Regions from separate parts of the Homo sapiens genome. Here regions 1 and 2 are each linked to region 3. Evidence: chromatin loops called from intact Hi-C (ENCODE). Cell type or tissue: GM12878. All regions are shown on one strand.

Region 1 (8,000 bases), 550 kb before region 3:
GAAGGGGCTCAGGAGATGTGTTGGGTCACTCCACCCAGTGGGGGAAGACTGAGGCCCAGAGAGGCCACCCCGACAGGTGCACAGGGTTGGGTTGAAGCAGTTGGCCACAGTGCAGGTCCTCAAGCCTAGGTTAGGGTTTTTCTCATCTTTTTTATTCCCTCCACTTTAAAAAAAATTATTTTAAATGGTTCTGAGTCATATCCACTTTTTTTTATTCCTTGGTTTCTCTGGCTTTCTCTTTTCCTAGCTTCCTTCTGACTCCATCCTCTCCCATTTTCCCCTATTTTTCTTTTCGATTTTGTCATCTTAGTTCCTATGTTCTTTGTTTTGCTTTGATCGAAGTGCTCTGACAGGAAAAGATCATTAATTTTTCTTAGATTCAAGCAATCTGTTCCAGTGAACAAGGTTAATGTTTAAAGTTTGTGATCTGTAGTTCAAAAATGTAAAAAATTAGGTCAAAAGCAGAAAAAAAAAAGAAAGGAAAACGGATGGAAAGAAAACTCAAAGTTCACCATTTCTGAACTCCTTCACAGAGGCAGATGCTGTCAGGTGGAGAGGGGAATGAGGCCATTGTTTCCCAAACTCTTCACAGATGGCAAGAGATGATGTTGGACAACTAGATTGCAGTGTGAAAGCTCATTTGAAGAAAACTTCTTGTGGCATCTCAGCAGGAGAGCGTTTTTATGAACAGGATGGTTATTGCCTGCCTGGCTGGAATTTTTTATTTTCTGCGTCATTCTATTTGAAATCATGGGGATTTGACCAGAGGATATTTCCCTCCGTGTGTATGACATTTTGTATTTGGGATAATAAGTACCTTCTCTCCAAACAATTTAGGATGTAAAAATGTACTAAAGTGACATGTATTTTTTCCCTCAGATATTACCAGATTAATCTCTATGAAAGCAGAAAAAGGAGAAAATGTAGATCTGAATGTATTTTTTGTTCAATATCTTTTTTGCTTCCTGAAACTTCCTGGAAGGAAGAGATTATTATGAAATTCTCTGGAAGGACAAAATCTGTGTTCCAGTCTTGGGGAGAACATGACCCCTCTTAAAGTGTTTTCTAACAGGCTGCAGTAGTGGATGTTAATTTAGTTTTGGTGTTCAGTATCCATCCATTCACCCTTTGTGGAATCCTCTCTTCTCCAGGATCAGGTCATTTAGTAAAATAAAGCTGGTCTTATGCCCAGCTCTATCTAGGGAGCATATAACCCAGGATTAAGTCACATGCGTGCAGTCTTCTCCTGCCTATAGTGACTGGTTGGAGATTGGCATGTGATCCTGGGGAGCCAATGAGGCTACTGAGGGAGAAATATGTCCTGTTTTTCCACTTGAACCTGAAAGGATATGTGCTGTAGTTGTAGCCAATTATAAAGAGAAAGCCCATTTGAGAGTGAACTGACACAGAAGGTGAAACCTGATTGATAGAAAATAGATAATGTTTGAATATACTCAGAGGAGACTTAGACAATTGCTCAGAGTTGGGGATAAATTAGTGGAGATCAGTGTGGGCTGAATTGTGCTCTCGCTGCCACCTCCAACTAAAGATATGTTGAAGTCCTAACTCTGGGTACCTGGGAACATGACTTATTGGAAACAGGGTCTTTGTAGACATAATTAAGAAGTCAGTTAAAAATGAGGTCATACAAGAGTAGAGTAGGCCCTTAATCCAAGATGACTGGTGTTCTTATAACAAGAGAAGAGACACAGAGACAGACACACATAGAGAAGAGATGCCATGTGAAGACAGACACACACGTGGAAAAAGGCCACATAGGCCAGGTGCAGTAGCCCACAACTGTAAACCCAGCACTGTGGGAGGCTGAGGTGGGAGGATTGCTTGAGGCCAGGAGTTTGAGACCAGCCTGGGCAACATAGTGAGACCCTGTCTCTCCAAAAAAAAAAAAAAATTAGCTAGAAGTGGTGGCATGTACCTGTACTCCTAGCTACTTGGGAGGCTGAGGTGGGAGGAGGAAGGCTTGAGCCCAGGAAATTGAGGCTGCAGTTAGCCATGATCATGCCAATGCACTCCAGTCTGGGCAACAGAGTGAGACCCTGTTAAAAAAAAAAAAGTAAAAAAGGAAAAGGCCATATAACAAGTAACAAGGCAGAGATTGGAGTGACACATCTGCAAGCCAAGGGCTGCTGAGGATTGCTGGCAAATGCCAAAAGCTGAAGGGGGCAGGAAGAGCCTGCAGAGAGGGCATGGCCTTGGTGATAACTTAATTTTAGACTTTTAGTCTCCAGAACTATAAGACAATAAACTTCTGTTGTTTAAAGCCACCTGGTTTGTGGTACTTGGTTATGGCAGTCCTAGGAAACTAATATAATCAATACATATAAAACATAGCATGTGAAGAAAAGACTGTTTTTTTAATTCCAGGGAAAATATAAACTTGTTCAGGAAAGGAAATGTGAACAGGATATACCACATGGCTTTGTGGTCAAGAATTTAATAGTTATAGCTCTATAAATATTGATTATTGCTCTTACCAAAATTATACTGGGAAGTATATATGTATGGTGGGGTTGTGTATGTGTGTGCGGGTACTTATGAAGTCATCTTCCATAGTGCAAAGTCAATATATGAAGCTTAAACTAAAAAATCAAGAGGCAGCAACATGAACATGACATTTAGAGATATAGAGGTAAAAAGTAAATGGTTCAGTTAAAAGAGCTGGAAGTATCTGCCTTCTGGGAGCAGGAAACACGAGGTAGGGACTGCTTGGACTGCTGTAGAACAGTTTGACTCTTTATACTATGTGCATGAATTACTTTGATATAAAGAAAAACTGCTTTAAAAAGGAGAAGAAAATTTGAACCTGTGAAACAAACTACTTGTAGAACTATGGAATGTGATGACTTTGGATAAAAGTATGACATTAGGTACATTTATTTTGGGGCTAGTTGCTAATACCTCTTATTTTCTAGGCAGTGAGGGGGTGGGAGTGGAAGGGAGGGGGTCAAAATTCCTCCATGAAGCCTTTACATCTCCCCTTCTCCTATATCCAAGTCCCACTCTTATAAAAGAATAAAACCTCCATTACTCTAAGTTTATAATTACTGTTTAAAAACACAAAGTTCATTTTTACAGGGATCTTTCCTTAAGGCTGAAGGAGGTTCTAAAGATGAAATTTCCTTCTATGTATGATTCCTTGGGGTGGGAGTCACAGGCATTTTCTTATCCCACTGGAATTCTGAGTCGCATAAGTTTGTTTCTGACTAGTAACTAGGAGCTCAGTGTCTTTGGCCTCTCACACTGACCTTAAGGCAAATGCCTTTGAACCGTCCACTCCAGTCTGTCAATCCTCCTTGAAGAATGGTCCAGCCTGCACTGCTGCTTTTTACCATCAGGGGGCAGTGGGGCCATGAGTGCCCAGGGAGACAGGGAAGGATGCTTAGCACCTGGCGAGTGGGAGGAAGTGTCTCTCAGTGTTTGCACTTAAAGCATCTCAGTAGCTAGATACTTCATTGGTACGAATGGTGTATTTTCTTCTAAATTTTGTGCAATCCAAAAAGGCAGGAAGTTTGATCTTAATGCATTTTCCATGGTCATCTATTTCACTCTGAGCCAAGAATTTATTAGGAAAACGAAAAGAATTGCAAGAATAACTTTAGATTGACATTTCTCCATTTTCCTACTTGTCGAATAGGTTTGGTACGTGTTCTGAAGGAACACGGTGCCAGTTGAAATGGTGCTCTGCTTTCTTCCCTGTTATTCTGAAATAGATGTGCTTTTCACACACATGGATAGACCATTTACTCCTGATTTGTATCTCAGGGACAAATCTGACTTATTAACACCATTATTTGTAAACTGCTAGCCTGGTTTCCTGTGCTGTTGTAACGCTATCTTGATGGGTTGCTGTGAAAATGTGAAGATGTCTGTCAGGCAGGAAAAATTATGTAAAAATGATGTGGGTATAGAAAATGGGATCGACAAAATGTAATAAACTCCTCCTGGGCTGAACAGCAGAGCTGCATATGTAATGAAGTACTTTAGGATTACGTCACCTTTTATATAACATCTGGCAGTGACTTTTATTTCAGAGCTAATTTGGAGAAGCCAGGCACTTTTCTCTTCCCCTCCCCAAGACTGCCTTTATCTGAAAGACGAAAGAAGGAACTGTTACATTTTGCATGCAAAGAAAGCCAGAGTGGCTAGATTACTCCCTTAGGGTAATGGAGAAAGGAAAAAGAAATTGAAAAAGGTCAGGTGAACAAAGCAGAAGGAATGAAGAGGTTTGTGTGATTCTTAGTGAAATTGGACCAGTCTAAGCAACCAGACAGGTAATCTGGGTGACTCTACCCCTCCTTCTTCCCTCCTGTGCCCCTCCCTTGGCTGTGGCTCTATAGGTATGACCCAAGAATACTATGGAAATAGCATTTCCTTAAATATTTTGTCTGAAGTGAAGGGTTGAAAAAATTATTGAGATAATTTGGGAAAATCCTAAAATTTGTCCCTTTAGCCTTTGAGAAAAAGCTCAAAGCTCAAACACCTCTCTCCCCCAGTAATATCCAGACATTGATCTATAACAATAGATTATTCAGATGGTCAACTTGCTGCTTTAATTTGTCTATATAGGAAATGGTGAAAAGTCTTTTATGAAATTGAATGGGAATTCACTCCTTTGAAGCCAGGGACACAGGAGGGATGAAGACCCTCTTTGTACTTCCCCCTTTCCTTCCCTCATAGCTTCTGGGTCTGTGCTTGCCTTGGTGCAACCTGGACCTTGCTGGACCATGTTTGCTGACCTCCATGTTCTCTTTCATCACGTGTTTTTTGAATCTTCCATTATTGTGTCAACCCTGGACATGCTCTTGTCTGAATTTCAAGGCCATGTCTACAGTTCAGAAGAGGTAGTGTCTTCCTTACGTATCTAATGGGTTCCCAAAAATGTGTTTGAAAGTTAGTTGGATGTTTGAAAGTCGAACAATAGATTTGCATGTTGTAAGGAAGAATTTGTTCTCAATTCTAGCTAAAGTATATGATGAAATCCCTAATTATGGTTTCTGCCAGTGCCACCTCCCTCAGGCCTTGGCAACCCTGTGGGTGGGTGAGAACAGGCACATGGCTGGAGTGGGTGGCAACTGCCAGTCGTTGTGGGCTGAGGAAGTTAATCCAGGAATCTCTCCTTCCAAGACTTAGCCCTCCTTCCCTCATCCCAGCCTGAAAGGGCAAGGGCTGGAGTAGAGGGTCTGGTTCTTTTTTTTTTTTTTTTTTTTTTTTTGAGACAGAGTTTTTCTCTGTCACCCATGCTGGAGTGCAGTGGCTTGATCTTGGCTCATGGCAAACTCCGCCTCCTGGGTTCAAGCTATCCTCTTGCCTCAGCCTCCCAAGTACCGAGATTACAGGCTCAAGCCACCATGCCTGGCTAATTTTTTGTATTTTTAGTACAGATGGGGTTTCACCATGTTGGCCAGGCTGACTTACTTCGAACTCCTCACCTCAAGTGATCTGCCTGCCTCAGCCTCCCAAAGTCCTGGGATTACAGGTGTGAGTTACCACACCTGGCTGAGGGTCTGGTTCTTAACCTACCTCCAGGAATAACCACATGTGACACCCATGAGGTGGTGGACATGGCATTGGTGGACATGGGCAGAGTACTGGAGTGGTTGGGGCTGGTCAAATGACACCCTGAGAAATGGTGGTCCTGTGTGAGCTGAGAAACTCCAGGATCCCTGGCCATGATCTCTGGAGTTCTGTCTGGCAGTACTGGCCAATGGAGACTTATCTCTGGCTGGAAAGGAGGTGCTGGAAAATTCTTCTGTTGTCTTAACTTGAACCTGGCCCCTTCTCCTAGTAGCTGTGTCTGCCTGGCATGAGATTGTTCTATCAATAATCTAAGGTAATTCAGGAAAGATTGAATTTTGAGTATTAAAGGTTTGCAGATGCTAGTGTTTAATTTTTGATAGTGTGGTGTCTTGGTTATGTATTGCGGCATAGCATACTACCCCAAAACTTAGTGTCTTAAAACCATATTTTAATTATCTCACAAGTTCCTTGGTCAGGAATTTGCTCAGTGCTTGGTTGGGTGATTCTTCTGCTTCACATGGCATTGACTGGAGTCACTTAACAGTCTGGTGTGGGCTGAAGCATCCAAGATGGCTTCCCTCATATGCCTAGTGTCTTGACAGGAATGGCTGACAGGCTTTGTGCCCTTCTCCCTCTCGATGTAGTCTTAGAGTATCTCTACGTGTTCTCTTTAGAATGCCAGTTGGACTCTTACATAGTGGCTCACTTAGGACTCTGCCGGTTATTTTAGAGACTAGGGTTGGAATTGGCATAGCACCAATTCTGTGATACTCCATTGGTCAAAGCAGTCACAGGACAGCCCAGAATCAAGAATAATGGAAACAGATCCCTTCTCCACAGGAGAGGAGTGTCAAAGAATTTGTAGCCATCTTTGATCCACCACATGGGGGTTGCATAACTATAGAATGTGTGGAACTGAAGCAACAAAGAAAATATGTGGGGGAAACACATTTCCTGTCTTTCCTAGCTAGGAATCAGAAGGACTAAGCTTCCTTTTCTGCTGTCACCCGAGGCAAATGTTTTACTAAACTAGGGCAATATTGAGGTTTGTATCCCGCTTCATGCTTTTGATTCAAAATACAGCTCTTGTTAAAGTGCTTGGGAACTCTGCTGGTGGGTACACTGGAAAAACATAAGTGGATAACGTCTGAAGGATACTTTGGAGATGATACTGGCAAATTTCCAAAGGAAGAGTTGGGAACATTTCTCGTTTTCTCCATTGTATCACGCAGCTGTGCCAATGACTAAACAAGCAATGGATTATGCAGGTTTTGAAAACTTTTCAGGTTTTTCCTTTTGTCTATAGCAGAGCAGGGAGGGGGAGAGAATTGGTTTTTAAAGTCTAATTTAACTACGTTTAATTTCCTTTGTCTCTAAGTTTGATATACAAGATTTCAGCAAAATCTTTAGCAAAAATGATAGCAATAGTGTGTTGCTTATTATTGCAGATATGATGCAATACTGGCAGCGTCATGGGGTCCTCTTTCAGGCACTCATTTAACTAGTTTTTGAAGAGATAATTTGTGCACATAGTACAAATTTTAAGGGAAAAACAAGGCACCAAATACAAACCCCCCCCGCCCAATTTCCATTCCTGAGTCCCTCATGTCCCTTCCTCAGAGACAGTTGCTCTTTATTGTATATCCTTCTGGACAAATTCTCTTTTTTTTCTTTTTTCGAGATGGAGTCTCACTCTGCCACCCAGGCTGGCGTGCAGTGGCACAATGTTGGTTCACTGCAACCTCTGCCTCCCAGGTTCAAGTGATTCTCCTGCCTCAGCCTCTCAAGTAGCTGGGACTACAGTCACATGCCACCATGCCTGGTTAATTTTTGTATTTTTAGTAGAGATGGGGTTTTGCCATGTTGGCCAGGCTGGTCTTAAATTCCTGACTTCAGGTGATCTGCCCACCTTGGCCTCCCAAAGTGCTGGGATTACAGCTGTGAGCCACCATCTCCCACCCTTCCAGACAAATTCTATACATATACAAATATCCACTCTCTCTCTGTGTATGTATAATTGTAGGATATTTGGTTATATATCTTTTTCCCTCACAAACAGAAGCATACTGTATACGGTTTGCACCTTGCTTTTTCATGAAATGATGAACTGCAAATTGTTCTGTATCAGTAAATCTAGATTAACTCCTTTTTTCCCAAGAGCTACATAGTATTTTATTGCATCATCCTCTTTTTTTTTAAAAAAAAAACAAAAAAACAAAAAAACAAAAAACAGCCAGGTGCGGTGGCTCATGCCTGTAATCCCAGCACTTTGGGAGGCCAAGGCGGCAGATCACAAGGTCAAGAGATCGAGACCAAGAGATCAAGACCATCCTGGCCAACATGGTAAAACCCCGTCTCTACTAAAGATACAAAAAAATAGCTGGGCATGGTGGCATGTGCCTGTAGTCCCAGCTACTCAGGAGGCTGAGGTAAGAGAATCGCTTCAACCTGGGAGGCAGATG
Region 2 (8,000 bases), 80 kb after region 3:
ATTGAAAAGAGCCACTCAATCTGTAGACTCTCTTCCATCTGCCTCAGGACCCAGAATTCCTACCACTCATTAATCACACTATTCATCTGTGCAGTAGCACATTTTACTGGGTTAAAACATTGTCATTTCAGAGTGACAATATATTATTGAGGAAATGTACCAGTTAGAATTTTTCTCTGGGTAATTTTTCTCTGGGTACTTTACCTCTATCATGGCAATCAGAGAATAGAGCACAGAGAATGTACTCAGGGTAATTTCAAGTTGAGACTGGAGTTGTAAAAGACAGCCTGGTAAAGTAGAAAGGATGTAAGTTGTGAGTCATGGGCCCTGTGCAACTGAGTATTTCCTTGTACTTGATTTCTACCCAATGTGAAATGGGGTCATTTGGCATGATGATGTCTGAGGACCTCACCAGCCCAGGCATCCCATGACTTCAGGAACAGAAAGGTCCAGAGTGATGGTTGTTCCTGGCCTGGAAGGATGGCACAAGGAAAGTCCTGTGAAGGTGAAATGCCATGAGATTCTAGGATCTTAGGGCTTAGGGCAGAAGATGGCTTGCCAATGTAGACTTAAAAAAAAATCGATATATAGGGAGGAGAATGTTAAGCTTATACAGACATAACTAAGAAATGCACTATGATTTAGCAGAGAATTTAAGGAGAATGTTGCTAACTTTGAAAGCACTATGATATTGCAAAAAGAATACCAGCCATTGGGTTACAAGACTCGGGATCCAATTTCTGCCTCTGATATATGGAAGACATGATACATGAGATGCCCAGAAGAGAGGCCTCAAGAAGTAACTTCCACACTTGTAATCTAGGCGAGGGCACCAATCATAACTGCAATGTACTTCCCATACCCTGTTTTAGGAGGTTTTCAGTCTTCAAAAGTAGACACAGTAAAATTATAAGGCAATATTTAAAGTGGACAGTTTCAAAGACAAGATCATTGTGGACAGACTTGCTGTTTTGAAGTGTGGTACAAACAGATATCAGAGTGTCATAACTGGTCAGGAAATCTGCTTGAGTGTACTGAACAAGGAAGTGTCAGTTTCTCAAGAATTCCACTGCTCGGCTGACTGTGTGTGGTGTTTGGCAGGACAAGGAGTTCAGCAGGGATGGGGGGAGAGAGAAAAGGCACACATTTGACAGTTACGCCTTTGGACACTTGGCTCAGAGCTGAGCAGCATCACTTGAAGTCTTGCGTGTCTTCCACTATCACAGCCCATACAAATGCTAGGTGGAAAATCCTCTCTGTCTTTGGGGGCACTCATCTGTTTGCTTTAAGTTGCTAGACCATGTACTGTTGCCTACTTTTCTACGGCAATGGTGGATCATATCCACATTCTTTTGGATATTTTTTTCCAAAGTGAAGGCTGGATATTCTCAGGACTAACTTTAAGGATGGTTTCAGAACCCCATTACAGTTGCCATCCTATATTGGCCAGCAGGGCTTCAGGGTCACCATAGTTTATCAAAGCTTGCTTAATCCACTGCATAGTCTGGCTCAGTCATGCCAAAGCTCCGTCTTCCAGACAGACTTCATGCCTGCCTCACTGGAAGTCTCCTCTTTAGAGGGCTTAATTCCCAAACAATCTGCCATAAACTCAAATTCCTGGTGCTAACATCACCTTTTTAAAGTAGCTATCAAAAGTTTGAATTGGCATGAGAAATTATTACCGTGATCTGGTTTTATGAGCCTGAGCCTCCATCCCCAAACCTCCTTTGGCTCGTGAGAATTGTCTCCATTTTAAGCATCTGTAGAAAAAAAAAATCTACAGATGTCCTTATAGAACTTTGTTGGCACAGAGCAATCTTCACATCCATTTTGTCCATTTCTGGCCTCCATGAAGATGGAGAGCTGTTTACCATAGTCTTATCGTAATAATCTTTCATCTGCTTAGAGATGTTGTTGTGACTATTTCTGTGGTTTCCTCTAGTTTATGGAAACCGGTGACTGAGTCAATGACATTTGCAGGGTAGAGAATTGTTTCCCACAAGCCCAGAGATGTAGGAAACAAAAGAGGTGGCATGATTCTTGCCTTCAAGGACTCTTAAGTTCCAATGGGACAAAGGTGCATGAATACAATATGTAAAGGACTGAATACCACAGGTCCTTTCTATCTGTGGGTTCCGCATCCAAGGATTCAACCCACCACAGATCAAAAATATGCAAAATGAAAACATTACTGAACATGTACAGACTTTTTTTTTCTTGTTCTTATTTCCTAAACAATATATTATAGCAAGTATTTACATAGCATTTACAATGTATTAGGTATTATAAGAAATCTAACGATGATTTAAAGTATAGGAGAGAATGTATAGGTTATATGCAAATACTACACCATTTTATATCAGGGACTTGAGCATCACTGGACTTGGGTATTGTGGGAGGTCCTAGAACCAATTCCCCAAGGATACCAAGGGACAACTGTATTTTTAAGTATCCCTTAATTATAACCTGGAAATGAAGGAATTCAAGAAGACTTGCCATGTAGCCTCTGGTGGGGTAGGAGACATTTCTGACAAATAATTCTAGAGTTTGTCCAACTATTTGCATTTGATTCTTCTTAAGTGAACTGTGGCAACATTTCAGGGATACAGTTGCGTTTATGACATAGAGGTTCATGCCCCAAATTGAACAGCATTGGGTACACAGGTTATTGTATGCCCACTACAATGCAAACTCCAGGAGGACAGAGGTTTTTGTCTCTTTGGTTCACTGATTATCTCAGTGCCTATGACACTGAGATATGCCTGGCACAACAGAGACATCCCATAAATAGCTATTGAAAGAAGAATTAGGAAGGAGAAGGCTCACGGGTAGATTTTTTTTTTTCCAGCTGAAGATGCTACCTTTTATTTCCCCTTTTTTTGTTTCCTGTTTGGGGAGCATTTTATCTTCCCGTTAAGCTCAGTTGCCCCCTACCAGAATTTCTTACCTGGTGCAATTGACTTTAAGGTACAACCTTATCAAATAATGTTTTGTCATTTTAGGTAAATATAATCCTAGCCTTTTTTTCCTTTTATCTCCTGTAACAGTAATTCCTCTAAAAAAAAAAAAAAACTAAAACAAACCCAGTGAGTTCTTTCAAGCTAGGCCTGCCCTCACAAATCCATACTAGCTACGTCTTATCAGACTTTGTTACTGCAAATCCTTTTGCAGTTCCGCAGTCCAAGTGCTTACTAGTGTTTTCTTAGCCCATCTGATATACACCCTCTTCTAATTCTAACAGTTTGGTAATAAAATGTGTTGGGCTCAGTATTCACCCCTTTGTAATTCTCAACTTTTCCACCCTCCTTTGCAATTGGCTGGGGAGGCTTACTAGCTGGAGTGCAGCCTTAATGTGCTAAGCCAGGGAGGGGCAAGATGTCTCCTTTGAATAGAGCCATGAGCTTTGCTGGCATGACTGAGTTTTGCTTTATTCCAAAGGCAATAATTTATAACTGCTTTTTGGGCAGCAGTCTGGATGAGAGCCTGGGAACTGGGAGGAAGCAGGACCTAGTAAACACATAGCATTTGGGATTTATCAAGATCATTCCTACTTCCCCTCCATTTTCTACTCTCCAACCACATGGTAATCTCCACATTCTTGGGGACGACAACGATAACCTTCCTCCTGGTTGAAGTTAAATGGTGCTTTAGACTCAAGAAGATCTGGGTTTGAACTGTGACCTTGGGTAGTATGTTTCATCTCTGTAAGTCTCAGTTTTCTTACCTGCTAAATGGGTATAATAATACTCTCTTGAAAGGACTTTTATGAGGATTACATGAGATAATGAATATAAAGGGCTGGGCACCTAGGAGATACTAAATGAAGACCAGTATTGTCTAGTATCTCTCTATTCAAGCCCATATCTTCCATGAATACCAATAACAAAAACATGCCTTCTTTTTTTTTTTTTTTTGGAGATGGAGTTTTGTTCTGTCGCCTAGGCTGGAGTACAGTGGCACAATCTCAGCTCACTGCAACCTCTGCCTCCCAGGTTGAAGCAATTCTCCTTCCTCATTCTCCCAAGTAGCTGTGACTACAGGTGCATGCCACAAAGCCTGGCTAATTTTTTGTATTTTAGTAGAGATGGGGTTTCACAATGTTGCCCAGGTTGGTCTCGAACTCCTGAGCTCAGGCAATCTGCCCGCCTCAGCCTCCCAAAGTGCTAGGATTACAGGCATGAGCCACTGCACCCAGCCAACATGCCTACATTTATAAAGCCTTTATTATGTGTGAGCCACTGTTCTAACTTCTTTGCATGTATGAATTCATTGAATCCCAGCTACTGTTGTTTGCAGAGACCTTTCCCTGTCTGCTTCCCCAGCTCTTCTTGGGTTTGCTTTCTCTCCATTATTTTCTTTTGAAGAAGCCCTTTCTCTAAATTCCTATGGAGATTTCTGCATCAAAAACAGAACAAGAATATAAGCTGCCCTTACTCAGGTCAAGCTCATTTGCCCATTGCTTTCTCATATCCAGTGCTTGTGGCCATAACCTCAAGCTCCAGGGCAGTGGTTCTCAACCACCACTGCACTTTAGAATCCCCTGGGGAGCTTTTCGAAGTCTTTGTGCCCAGGCCACAAACCCAACCTATTAAATCAGACTCTCTGGGAGTGGGACCAGGCACTACTCCTCAAAGTTTAATGTGCATAAGAATCGCCTGAAGAGCTTGTTAAAATGCAAGTTCTGCCTTTCTACAGAGCTCCCAAAAGAGGCAGATGCTGTTTGTAGAAGATACAGTGAATAGCAAGGCCGGATCAGACCCCACTCTTTTGCTGCTCTGTGGCTTCCTGCTAGCTCAGCCACAGGATCTCTGTTGACTACCACTTCTTGTCCTTCTCTGTCAGCCTGGTATAGCCTCTTATTGTGCTTGAATCTCAGGTCCTGCAGTAACAGTAGATATGACTATTGGCCAAAAAAAAAAAAAAAAAAAAAAAAAAAGATATGGTGGCTCACACATGTAGGCAAGCCAATTTTTTGCTTGGGAAAAATCATTCAAAACCCAGGATGTGGGGATCAAGAGCACCACCAAATGCCTGGGAACCTCTTAAAATAAGAGTACTTCGCAATCTAGCCTTGTTTCTAAATCATGGGCTTTTTTTATGGGACCTTAAAAATAACCTATTGTAGAGTAGTGACTTTGCGGATATATCATTTTCCTTCAGCAATCTATGATAAGAATGCCCTTATTCTGACCTCTAAACTGAATTCAACGATGACCACCTCATTTGCCTTCTCTGTTGCTCTGTGGTCAGTGCTGGTAGCCATGCTAGTCATGGATTTGCTACCTGCGCACATCTGTTTGCAAGACTTCTTGAGTCATTTAAGTCACATAGTGGGAAGCAAAACTAAATCACTCTAAGGAAAATGCTGAAAGAATATGATGCTCCCTTTACCTCAGCTTTCTCAATTATAATAAATGAAGAGGCTAGTCAGCAGATCTCTGAGGTGTCTTCCACCAAACACGATGTCTCTGTGTATTTTGAGCTGAGATCGGGGCATCAGTCATCTTTCAGAGGTTCAGACAACCAGAACTTTGAGAGTAATAATAAGTTCCCAAATGCACATTGCCTGGTTCTCTTCTCTCTTAATCAATCTTATCCTTAAAGATGACAAAGAGGTCTTGCTAGATATAAAAACGGTTCTCTTATATGACAGTTACCAACAGTACAAGGAATCTTGGTGAATGGGGAATTCAAGTTGGAGAAAGAGACTCTGATTAAACTCTTAGAAGCAAAATTGAATCTTTAATAAATAAAATTATTTTTTCTTCATTTAGAACTTAAGGTCCCCAGAAGGCAAGTTCCAGTCAGGTAAAACTAAAACAAAACAAACAAAATCCTGTAGAAAAAGAAACTCATGCTGCATGTCACCCGTACTACGTGTTAGTCTCTCAGTTTGGGACAGTTTAAACAGGCAGATAATAACTTATTTCTTCTTCTCTCTTCTGTTTACCAGAAGAGCAGCAGCTGTGAGGAATATTTGCTGTGGAATGAATCTAGACCGTCCTGAGGAGCTAGGATTTAAGTCCACTCTTTCAACATTTCCATAGTACCCAGCTTGATTTCAGCTGTGTGCATGTTTAATCTTGTTCAAAACCGAGCTCCTGGAAAAGACGGGAAATGCTGGGAAACTAAACTCATATTTGTTTTGGAAGCAAAGGGCCACTGCATTCCGATTTTCATGGCAGGGAGGCAAATCTATATAATGTTGTAACACTGTAGTTATAAGTGCAGAGCAGGAAGAAGAGGCAATTCTTCCAACCTATCCCCTGAATCGAATCCTGGATTGGCCTTCAGTTGTTTCACAGACTGAGATTTCTAATAGCAGCAGCTATACTTTTTTTTTTTTCTGAAAATACACAATGGGGACTTAATAAGTAAGTGCTGACTTGATTTTGAAGCTCAGCCACTTTTAAAAACAAACCCTTTATATTATCTTACACTAGGTACATCATTTTTCTGAACACCTCGAGTTTTACCAGCCTTCCCACCATCTCAGAACCTATCCCTCTATCTTATATCCCTCCATAATCAGCAACATGATTGAAATGAACAATATTGATTTTACCATTCAGGTATTGTGATTTGTCTTGGAAAAGAGGAAATGGTTAGCTGTAAGATTGCCTTGAATATTACTCATTCTTAGCAAAAGAAAATAATTTGATATAGAGGTGATTATAACTAAGAAAGATTTAGGTATGGTAATTTTAAAATTTAAGTTATATTTTATATTTGCCTCCACTTACAGAGCTCAAATCTAGAGTCAATGATAGAAAATTCTATGCCTGCACAAATTTTTTTTTATTCTGCTTACATGTTGGAGTAGGGGACAGCAGGAAGAATATTTAAGTTTTTAAGGTTTTGGTTTCCCTTTTCTTAAAATGAAGATAATAAAATATTTCAGTGTGTTGTGTTGGTAAAATGTTCTACTTTCCTTTAGTTAAGAAATATATGTATATAATCTTTTTAAAAGTTAAACATGATAGAATGCATGCTCTGGCTGAAAAGTTTGGAAGGGTTATTGAGAGACCAATTCATTGCCTATATCTAGTTTGAAATGCGTTCTGACAGAATGGAAAGAAAACTGCTCATCTAAAATACACAGTATATTAATGGTCTGGAAAAAGAATTGAAGCAATCTTTCTCAATCCTTATGGTCAGGAAAGTCTTTATGTCTCAACTCCACCCATTCTCCTGCCATGGAAGTCCTTTTCTTCTGGCTAGGTCTCCTGGAGGACAGAGTGAGCATGAATGTGCTCTGCCCCTCAGACAATACACGCTAAACACCCTCTTCTCCCTCCAGTTTATAATTAGGCCCTCATCACAAAAGCTCTTCTCTTTCTATACAATTGCATCCCATTCCCATACACCTTCCAGGTATGGCTCATTTCCAAAGTCTTTCCTCACTTTTGCTATCTACTTCCCTGACTCGTCCTAGTTGGCTCCCTCCTGCCTTCTCTATGGGTCCCAGATATGGAACACGGTGTGCAAATGCAAATAAGGATTGCATGGACTGGGACTAGAGATGAGGAGTCCCTTGTGACTCTGACAGCCCTCTAAATAGGCTGCTGATGGGGGAAAGAAGCAAATGATCTTGAGAGACTTTTTTTATTGCTTCTCCTTATTGAAAAAAAAAAAAACCAGGAATAAAATGTAAAAATCATCACACCTGTCTCTGAAATGCTGCTCTTGCATGAACATGCACCTGCATGTATCAGTAGCATGAAAGGAATTGAAACATTTGACCCATCCAAAAAGAAAAAAGAAATCCCCCACGTAGATTAGCCTGCAGCTCTCCACTTCTATCCCCAACCCATCAAGAACCAGACTTTTTGATTTGCATCTGCCACCACACCCAAGTCCCTGTGAATGCTGTGTTAATTTGAATGTACAATCAACAATACTTCTCTTTCTCTTTTTATCATCTGTGCCAGAGACAACAAATGCAAATGGTGAGGTATAATTGGCATTAGAGGCACCCAAGTGAGTGCTAGCATAGCATT
Region 3 (8,000 bases):
ATCCCCATGTGATAATAGGCCTCAAAAAGAACATGTGCAAACCTGAACTTGTGATCTTTCCCCTCAACACTCTACCCTTCCTTCAATGAATAAACCCTACCCCCATCCCTCCGCCATCCACTCAGTTTTGCCTGTAAAAATCCTCAGAGTTACCTGGACTCCTTATTAGTACTGTCATTCTTGCCTACTTAGCACTCATTCACCTTTGTACTGGGAATAGCTCTTCAAATTTCCTTTCCTGCTCACAATGTCTTTACTCCAGGTGAGATTAATCCTACCTGTTAGCTCCATGGGTAAACATGTTACCCAGGACTAGCCAATAAGGCTCAATTCTAGGAAGTTTCCTGAAACTATTGAGAAGTTGCCTTCTTCTGGAGTTGCTAACCTCTGAGGATGTGAACCTAGAGCTGCCAGCAGCTATTTTGCCACCACAAGGAGAGCTTTCCAGAGAGTGAAGCCATTACACCAGATAAAGAATTCAAAAGAGAGCTACTCTAGAAGACATCATCTGAACTCCTGGATCCAGCCATATATGAAGTATCTGATCTACCCCAAGGACTTCTCCTTCACTTGAATCAATAAATTTTCATTTAGGCTTAAGCCAGTTTGAATGGGATTGCAATCACCCCTACAGAAACAATGCTGACAGATATATCATCCTTAGCTCCTCTCCTTCCTTTACCTCTCCCTAACCTCTCCTCATCCAATCAGTCCTCAAGTCTTTTTGGTTCCACTTGCTGATTCACTAAATATCTCTGAAATCACTCCTCTTCAATCCATTCCAGCCATTACTTTAGGCCAAGCTATCATCTCTCAGTGGCGCAACCACAGTGGCCTTCTAACTGGTAATTCGTGCCCAGTCCTATCTCTTTCATGTACTCTGATATGGTTTGGCTGTGTCCCTGTCCAAATCTCATCTTGAATTCCCATGTGTTGTGGGAGGGACCTGGTGGGAGGTAACCGAATCATGAGGGCAGGTCTTTCTCGTGCTGTTCTCGTGATAGTGAATAAGTCTTATGAGATCTGATGGTTTTAAAAAGAGGGGTTCCACTGAACAAGCTCTCTCTCTTTGCCTGCTCCATCCATGTAAGCCATGACTTGCTCCTCCTTGCCTTCCACCATGATTGTGAGGCTTCTCCACCCACATGGAACTGTGAGTTGAATTAAACCTCTTTCTTTTGGAAATTACCCAGTCTCTGTTATGTCTTTATCAGCAGTGTGAAAACGAACTAATACATACTCTTTACACAATAGTCAGCCTGATCTTAGTAAAATATAAATCTCAGAGCTCTTCATTGCTCCCCCTTGCCCACATAATTAAGCCCAAAGTTGTTCACATGGCCTATAAGCTCTGAATGAGCTGCTGCATGCCTTCCTTTCCAGCTTTATCTCATTCCATTTTTCCCCTAATCCCCTTTATCCCAGCCATGCTAGAAACTACTCCTAAACCTCAGCACCTTGGCAAATGCTGGTTTCACTGCCTGAAACAGTCTTCTCCTTCCTCTCTTCTTAACCAGTTCTAATCTCAATGCCATTTCTCTGGAAAAGGCTGCTGTAATATACCAGACAAGGCCCCTTTATTTCCTGAGCCACCTCTCACACCTGGACACCTTATACTCTATCCTTTGCCTTTTCAGCATTTGTCTTTGTCATCACCTAATTAAGCATTTAATGTTAATGATTAACTGAAGGTCAGATTCCCTCCCTAGACTATAAGCTCCATGAGGACAGGGACCATGGCTGTTTGGTTCACCACTATAGCTTATCATAGGGCCTGACACAAGTTTTGACTGATTATCCTTTGTTCTGGGCTGGAGGGACAGGCAGAGGGGAAACTTAAAGAAAAATAGAGATGTTTTCCAGGCTTTTGAGCAGGTTTACAGATTTCATTTTAGACGAAAATCTTTACATTTCAGCAGTTGACCATCTGTCATACCATTAAGGCAGTATCTCTTGCAGGTGAAGATACAGCAAAAAGTTGGGCAATTTTAAAAAAAAAATCTGGTTTATGTAAAGAACAAAATCTGAAAGAGAAAAAAACAAAAGAAAGCTTCCCTGTTTTTTTCAACAAGGAGTTTCATGAAAAAAATAATAAAAGGAGGGAAGAAACCATGCTAGATTAAAGAGCTTTAAGGGACATAATACTAGATGCAATGCAGGGCCCTAGGTTTGAGTTCGGTTTGGACAAACCAACTGGAAAGGACATTTTTGGGGACGAGCAGGAGGAATTTGAATACAGACTGGGTTTTAGATAAGATGAAAATTTATTGGCAAGGAAAGATGGAGATCATTAACTAAAAAAAGCAGGTTACAAACAGCATGTACAACATGATCTCATTTTGGTAAAAATATGTATATGTATATTTATACACGCATAGAAAAAGCTTTAAGGATATACACACAGGTGTTAACAGTGGTAATCTATGGGTGGTAGGAATATGGTGCTATCGTTTTCTTATTTTTCTTTATCTGAATTTATAACTTTCGACAAGGCACAAATGCTGCTTTTGTAATAATAAAAATTAAAACATGAATTCATTTTAGAAAATTTTAAAGCAGGCTTAAGCAGACCCAGATTTTCACTGAAAGCTGTCCAGGACATTTTTTCTACGTCCTCCACCTTAGAAATGAATAATGTGTCCCAACTTCTGAGTAGGTCTCCGCATGAAGGATTAAAAATTTTTGCAGTCCTTGAACTAAAAGTGAATCAATCAGATATTGAGCATGCATACATTTTCCACTAGCAATGTCAGTAAAGGACCTTCACATCAGTAGCAGGAAAGGTTGCAAGAAAGTAACCCTCACAGGAGGTGCTCACATCATTACCAGGCAACTTCTACACAGCCATTTCCCACTCTAGTGGAAAAATCCACAGTTCATCAACTGTTAAGGATAGTAAGTACATAGAAAATTTAGAAAATGCGGAGTTCCAATGTTATCTGAGAAGTGAAGGAAAGAGAGTTTTGAAGAAAACCATAAAAGACTAGAAAGGTCACCACTGGACACTATTAAGCTGAATATCAGGGATTTGTAACCAAGCCCCAGCCTTATCCCAAAGGAACTGGAAAAGTTCCCAGCCATGGTGGTCCTTATATTCTTTATCTGTAAAATTAGGTCTAGATGAAGTCTAACATTTTTATTTGCTTCACAGCATGGTTCATTACATAACAAAATATTATGTTGCACACTAAGTCACAACATTAAATATAATAAGAGAATTTTGCAAATATCCTCTTCCTGGATTCTTACACGGTGGAGGAAGTTGCCTGTAGAGGGCACTAGTCAGTTAATAACATCTGAATCAGTTTGACTTAAAAGCAAGAAAGGACCTTAGGGGTCACATAGTGGATCCCTCTCTTACAGAGAAGAAACTGAGCCCTAGTGAGATTAGGCGACTTGCTCAGAATCACACAGTTGGCATTTTCACAGAGCTGAGATGGAAAAAAGAACTCTGGTTCATGTTAAAAAACAAAAACCAAACCCAAAAACCTTACAAAGGCCTAGAAATTGAATTGCATTTAGTTGTTCTTTTAATGAATCACCCACCGTGAAAAATAATAAAAAGATTACCACCACCATAAAAAAGGAGACCATCCTAGGAAGCCTACTCTTCAGGACACTAGGAGACAATTAATTCCAGTGTCACTCCCAGCCACAGGGTTATTCAGTGAAATTCCCTTGGCCCATAACCATTTTGTTGATAACCTTTGCTGTCTAAACATCCCTTTGCCAAATTTACACGGCACTCAGATTGCACTGGGGGACAGGATGGTATATAAGAGAGGGGACGGACTTGTTTTTCTTCCTCTCAGCCCCATCAACAGCAGTTAAGTGTCAACCAATGGATTGGATCTACTTCATTCACTGGTTAAAATTAGGCAAACAACTGGACTGGCAATGAGGCTCCCTGAGGCTGGTGTCTGGTTATTTCAGTCACCTTACAATCAGATTAGATCTATCCACCTTGCAAGATTGCCCCTTCCTTGCCAACATACTAGAAACCAGTTTATCTGTTCAAATACTGCATATGGACCCAGACTCTGTAAAACCATGACTAGGATGTTTGATGTGTTATCTTAGGGTTTTTCTGTTTGTTGCTGTTTTGAGAAATAGACATGTAGGTGGTAACATGCTGCAGTAGAACCATCGACTTTGGAGCCCACTAGACAAGGCTTAAATTCTGCCTCCACTTGTGTGTCAGCTGGGTCTCCTCACTGTATTGCTTGACTCTGAGTATCAGATTTCTCATCACGGTATTTACCTTACAGACTGAGGATTAAAGGAGAAAGTTCATATGAAGTGCCTAGATCAGCACCTGGCACTGTACAAATGAGTCTCCCACTTGAAGAATATGGCTGGCTTTCAGAATTAGGAGAGAGTAAGCAGTAGAATTCCACCATGTAATGAATTCAAGGTCATGGCTATTGAAGGAAGGTATTGTCTTTAAAACGTCCCATGAAAAATAGCTTAGATAAACATTCTAGTAGATAAGCTTCAGAAAAGTAATTTTTAACCTACTCCAAACTAATGCCATGGTGTTCTCATTGTTCCTCTACTTTTATAAACAGTGGCATTACTAAATTACAGCCTAAATTCCCCCATGCATTTTAGTGGTGATCCAAGAGCATGCTCAGTTAAAAACATGGGTGGAAGGATTTAGGAGAGTTAGCCACCTCTCCCTACACAATATTTCTAGGGTGCAGAGACAACACTTCTGCTTCCTTTTAAACCCAGTATTTGCTTAGTTTTCAGAAAGAATGAGGCAGTCCCCAAAGGCATGTTGGTCTAAGCATAGAAGCACCATAGTGATGGCATGTTTTCCTAGTTTTACACAGTTGATTTATACCCACTGAGTGCATAGTATGTCTAGGGCACTGGTCATGTATTATTTCATTCAAACTCTACCACAACTTGATGAAGGAGTCACTATTATCAACTTCCATATATTGATGGAGAGGCTGAGGTTTGGAGAAAGTATGTTGCTCACCCAGGTCATGCAGGTGTCAGTGTGGTGAAGCCAGGATGGAGCCCAGCAGCAACATCCGAGCCCCTCCTTCTTCCTGCTGCCTCTTTAGTCTCTTTTTTTTTTTTTTTGTATTTTATTGGCTTTTCTGAATGTGGTAATAACGGGCAAAAGGGCAGGGGCAAAAAATCAAGGAACTTAAGGAATTCACTGAGATCTAAAACGTATTTATATCCACACAGTCTACGTTAACATGATTTTACTATTCCAGGATCTTCATCAGCATAACTTTACTGTTCCAGAAAACTCTTCCTCAAGAAGATAACAGTTACAAATAACTGTATTGTTCATTCCAGGAATTTCCCCAAAGACACATCAACTCGTCAATAGAAAGCATTCAAGGAAAATTTTAAAATTTGAGCATTTCCGAGTCTTTGCCCTCAAAATCTTCATCTTGTGTTTGCCCATTCTAAGTGATTAGATTATGGTCCTCACTAGACCCCAGCCAGGGCTCCCTGGCTCTCACACTAAAAGATACACATTGGAAAAAATCCAGACTTCACAATCTCAAAAATACTCCCAACTTTGCTCCATCCCCTACCTGCACCCCGAGACTCTAGTGAGATTTTTTGTAAATAGTGTTCTCCATTAACTTTAAGCCATCAGTTCTCAACTGGGGATGATTTTGCCTCCCAGGGGATATTTGGCCATGTCTGGCAACATTTCTGGTTGTCATGACTGGGGCTGCTCCTGGCATCTAGAGGGTAGAAGTCAGGAATGCTGCTAAACATCCTATAATGCACAGGACAGCCTCCTCCCCTAATAAAGACTGTCCAGAATCAACAGATTATTTTAATAATATTTTGGAGAGCCACTAATTAGCAATATCTCAGTTAGTGCTACGAAGAAGCTTCCCAAACTCTGAACCCTTCTGGTTATGTTTTTACTCTCTTGATTGCCAGTGTTCTTGCAGGTTCATGAGCCCCAAATCCATGAAGCCCGTCCTTAAGAAATTTCATTCCCAGAGGCTAGACTGCAGACATTTACCTACTCTTCTTATGATGGGGGTTTCCATCTCCTAAGATAGGATCACTTGGTGGCTCGGTTATTTTTTTTAAGACAGGGTCTTGCTCTGTTGCCCAGGCTGGAATGCAGTGGCGCAATCACGGCTCACTGCAGCCTTGGCCTCCCGGGTGTCAGGCGATTCTCCTACCTCAGCCTCCCGAGTAGCTGGGATTGCAGATGTGAGCCACCGCACCTGGCCAAGTTATCTTTAATTTCTACATTGTGTATTGTGTATCAGCTGTTTGAAATGATGAACCTGAGTCCACAATTTTTTTAGAAGATGCTGTTAACTATCTTAATAATGGCAGCATTCCTGAGGTTGTGAAAATGACTTTACTGAACAGGAAGCATGTTTTCCTTATAGACAAATAGCACGAATTCATATTACTTATAAAAGATACTGCCTCTTGAAATTAGCACTTTGAATTTCACCTTTTCGTCTAGATATTTCCACTGGTAACAAAATTTCCCTGGAAGTCAGTGTTTGGAGTTATAAGATCAATTTGTGACCCAAAAATATAAACGGTCTACCTTTTATCCTGTTTGTGATGAGTGAAAGGCAAAAGTAAACAGAAAAAAGAAACCTGATATGACTTCACTCTTGAAATATTGTGCAATGATTTTCTGAAGGTAAGTAGCAGGCTTTGTATCTTGAGAACCTAACGAAGTTAAACAGCAGTCCTCACTCTGGGCACAGAAGTCACAGCTTACAGTACTGGAATGAGGCCCAGGATGATGTCATCCTGGGCAGAGACCTTATCCGTAACCCCACAGTGCATTTGTATTAGGCAGTGATGTCTCTGTCACCAGGAACTTCACTGAGCCTTCCTGAAGCTCTCAAGCATGTCATAGAAATATTGTCCATCTCAAAATTTGCCCTAGAAAGGAACCAGGAAGTTTTCCTTTTTGAAAGTTCTTGAGATGATATATGTCTTGAGTCTTGTGGGGATTCATTCAAATCCCTGGAGCTGGCATAAAGATTTTTGAAGTGAGAACATTTGAGCTAAAGAAGATACAGAAAAAAGTGTTATCTCGACTGCACTTACCTGACTAAAGCAGGGCCTCCCGAAAATACTGCTGCCATTAACCCCCATCTGAGGGGGTTTCCTGGAATTTCGCTGCCAGGGAGACAGAGTGTCCATTGCTATTAGCATCAAAAACCTCAACAGAACCTTCCATACCTTCTTATTGAAGCCCTAACCCCTCTACCCTTTGTTAAATTTTGTATATGAACCCTTTAATCTCAGGCTATTGAGTGAGTTATTATCTCTGAGAACTCCTGTGTATGTGTAAATCGCCTATCTTTTCTCCTGTTAATCTGTCTATTGTCAGTTAACTCATGGGCCTTCAACCACTGGAACTAAATTGGATGAGGAAAAGTTTTCTCCCAATAATTTTGGTGATGAGGATGGGATGGCTGGGACTCTCTGCTCCTCCAGAAAGTGCAGCTAAGATGTCAGGATCTCTGACTATGCTGACAAAGATAAATTTCTTAGCAGCCAGGTTCCCAGATTTCTGCTCAGAATCCCGTCAAGTGAGGATGGTAAGACCATCTTTCTGTCTTTTCTTCCCAAGATTTAGATTTCCGGGAGAAAACACTCAGAACTTATACTTACTGTATTGTGACTTGGTTTGAATACTTTTTAAAATAGATCTTTTCCTTCCCAGGGATAGCTCCTGTATCCTTTCTGTCTCATTTTGTGTCCTGATAGTTTGGTTTGGATTCAGTCAGAGTGCTCACTCTCTGGCTTTCTGCATGCTGTGGGGTGCAGATTGTCTGTTCTGTGCTCAGAAGCAGCCAATTGTCAGGTTGGGGCTCAAGCATTTGTAGTTGACTGAAGAGAAATTTGGGTATCCTGGGCATCCCATTTTCAGCTGGCACCGTGCCGACTGTTGCCAGTGCTAAGGGGGTTTGTCTAAGTTCTCTTTCCTATTGTCTTGCTAGTGGAGAGAAGTCCCATCTCAGTATTAC

What was found. Peaks named below come from ENCODE experiments on the same cell type or tissue, not always from the same donor. Only the 100,000 strongest peaks of a DNase experiment are listed, where the experiment ranks them.
Region 1: a loop joins it to region 3, with 5 times the contacts of the local background. A loop is called at or near these places in 8 of 110 quality-filtered maps.
Region 2: it touches region 3 in a loop (2.7-fold over the local background); 3 of 110 quality-filtered maps call a loop at or near these places.

What each region holds. Positions count from the first base shown.
Region 1 is chr5:69,003,319-69,011,318 of GRCh38, reverse strand. The region is part of intron 1 of LINC02198 (long intergenic non-protein coding RNA 2198); the gene reads left to right. It overlaps LOC107984116 (a long non-coding RNA gene), which reads left to right and starts at 4,134. Exons shown (of 3, transcript XR_001742709.2): 1 at 4,134-4,292. In GM12878, a CTCF peak has its summit at 3,354 (motif pointing right); a DNase peak (open chromatin) is centred at 3,388; H3K27me3 peaks cover 5 bases.
Region 2 is chr5:68,375,190-68,383,189 of GRCh38, reverse strand. No RefSeq gene overlaps it. Among named protein-coding and RNA genes, the nearest start is that of PIK3R1, 160 kb to the right of the region's middle. In GM12878, no CTCF peak of the experiment used is centred here; DNase peaks (open chromatin) are centred at 4,629, 4,699 and 5,249; H3K27ac peaks cover 258 bases; H3K27me3 peaks cover 278 bases.
Region 3 is chr5:68,455,621-68,463,620 of GRCh38, reverse strand. The region is part of intron 3 of LOC105379013 (a long non-coding RNA gene); the gene reads left to right. Among named protein-coding and RNA genes, the nearest start is that of PIK3R1, 240 kb to the right of the region's middle. In GM12878, a CTCF peak has its summit at 3,263 (motif pointing right); no DNase peak of the experiment used is centred here.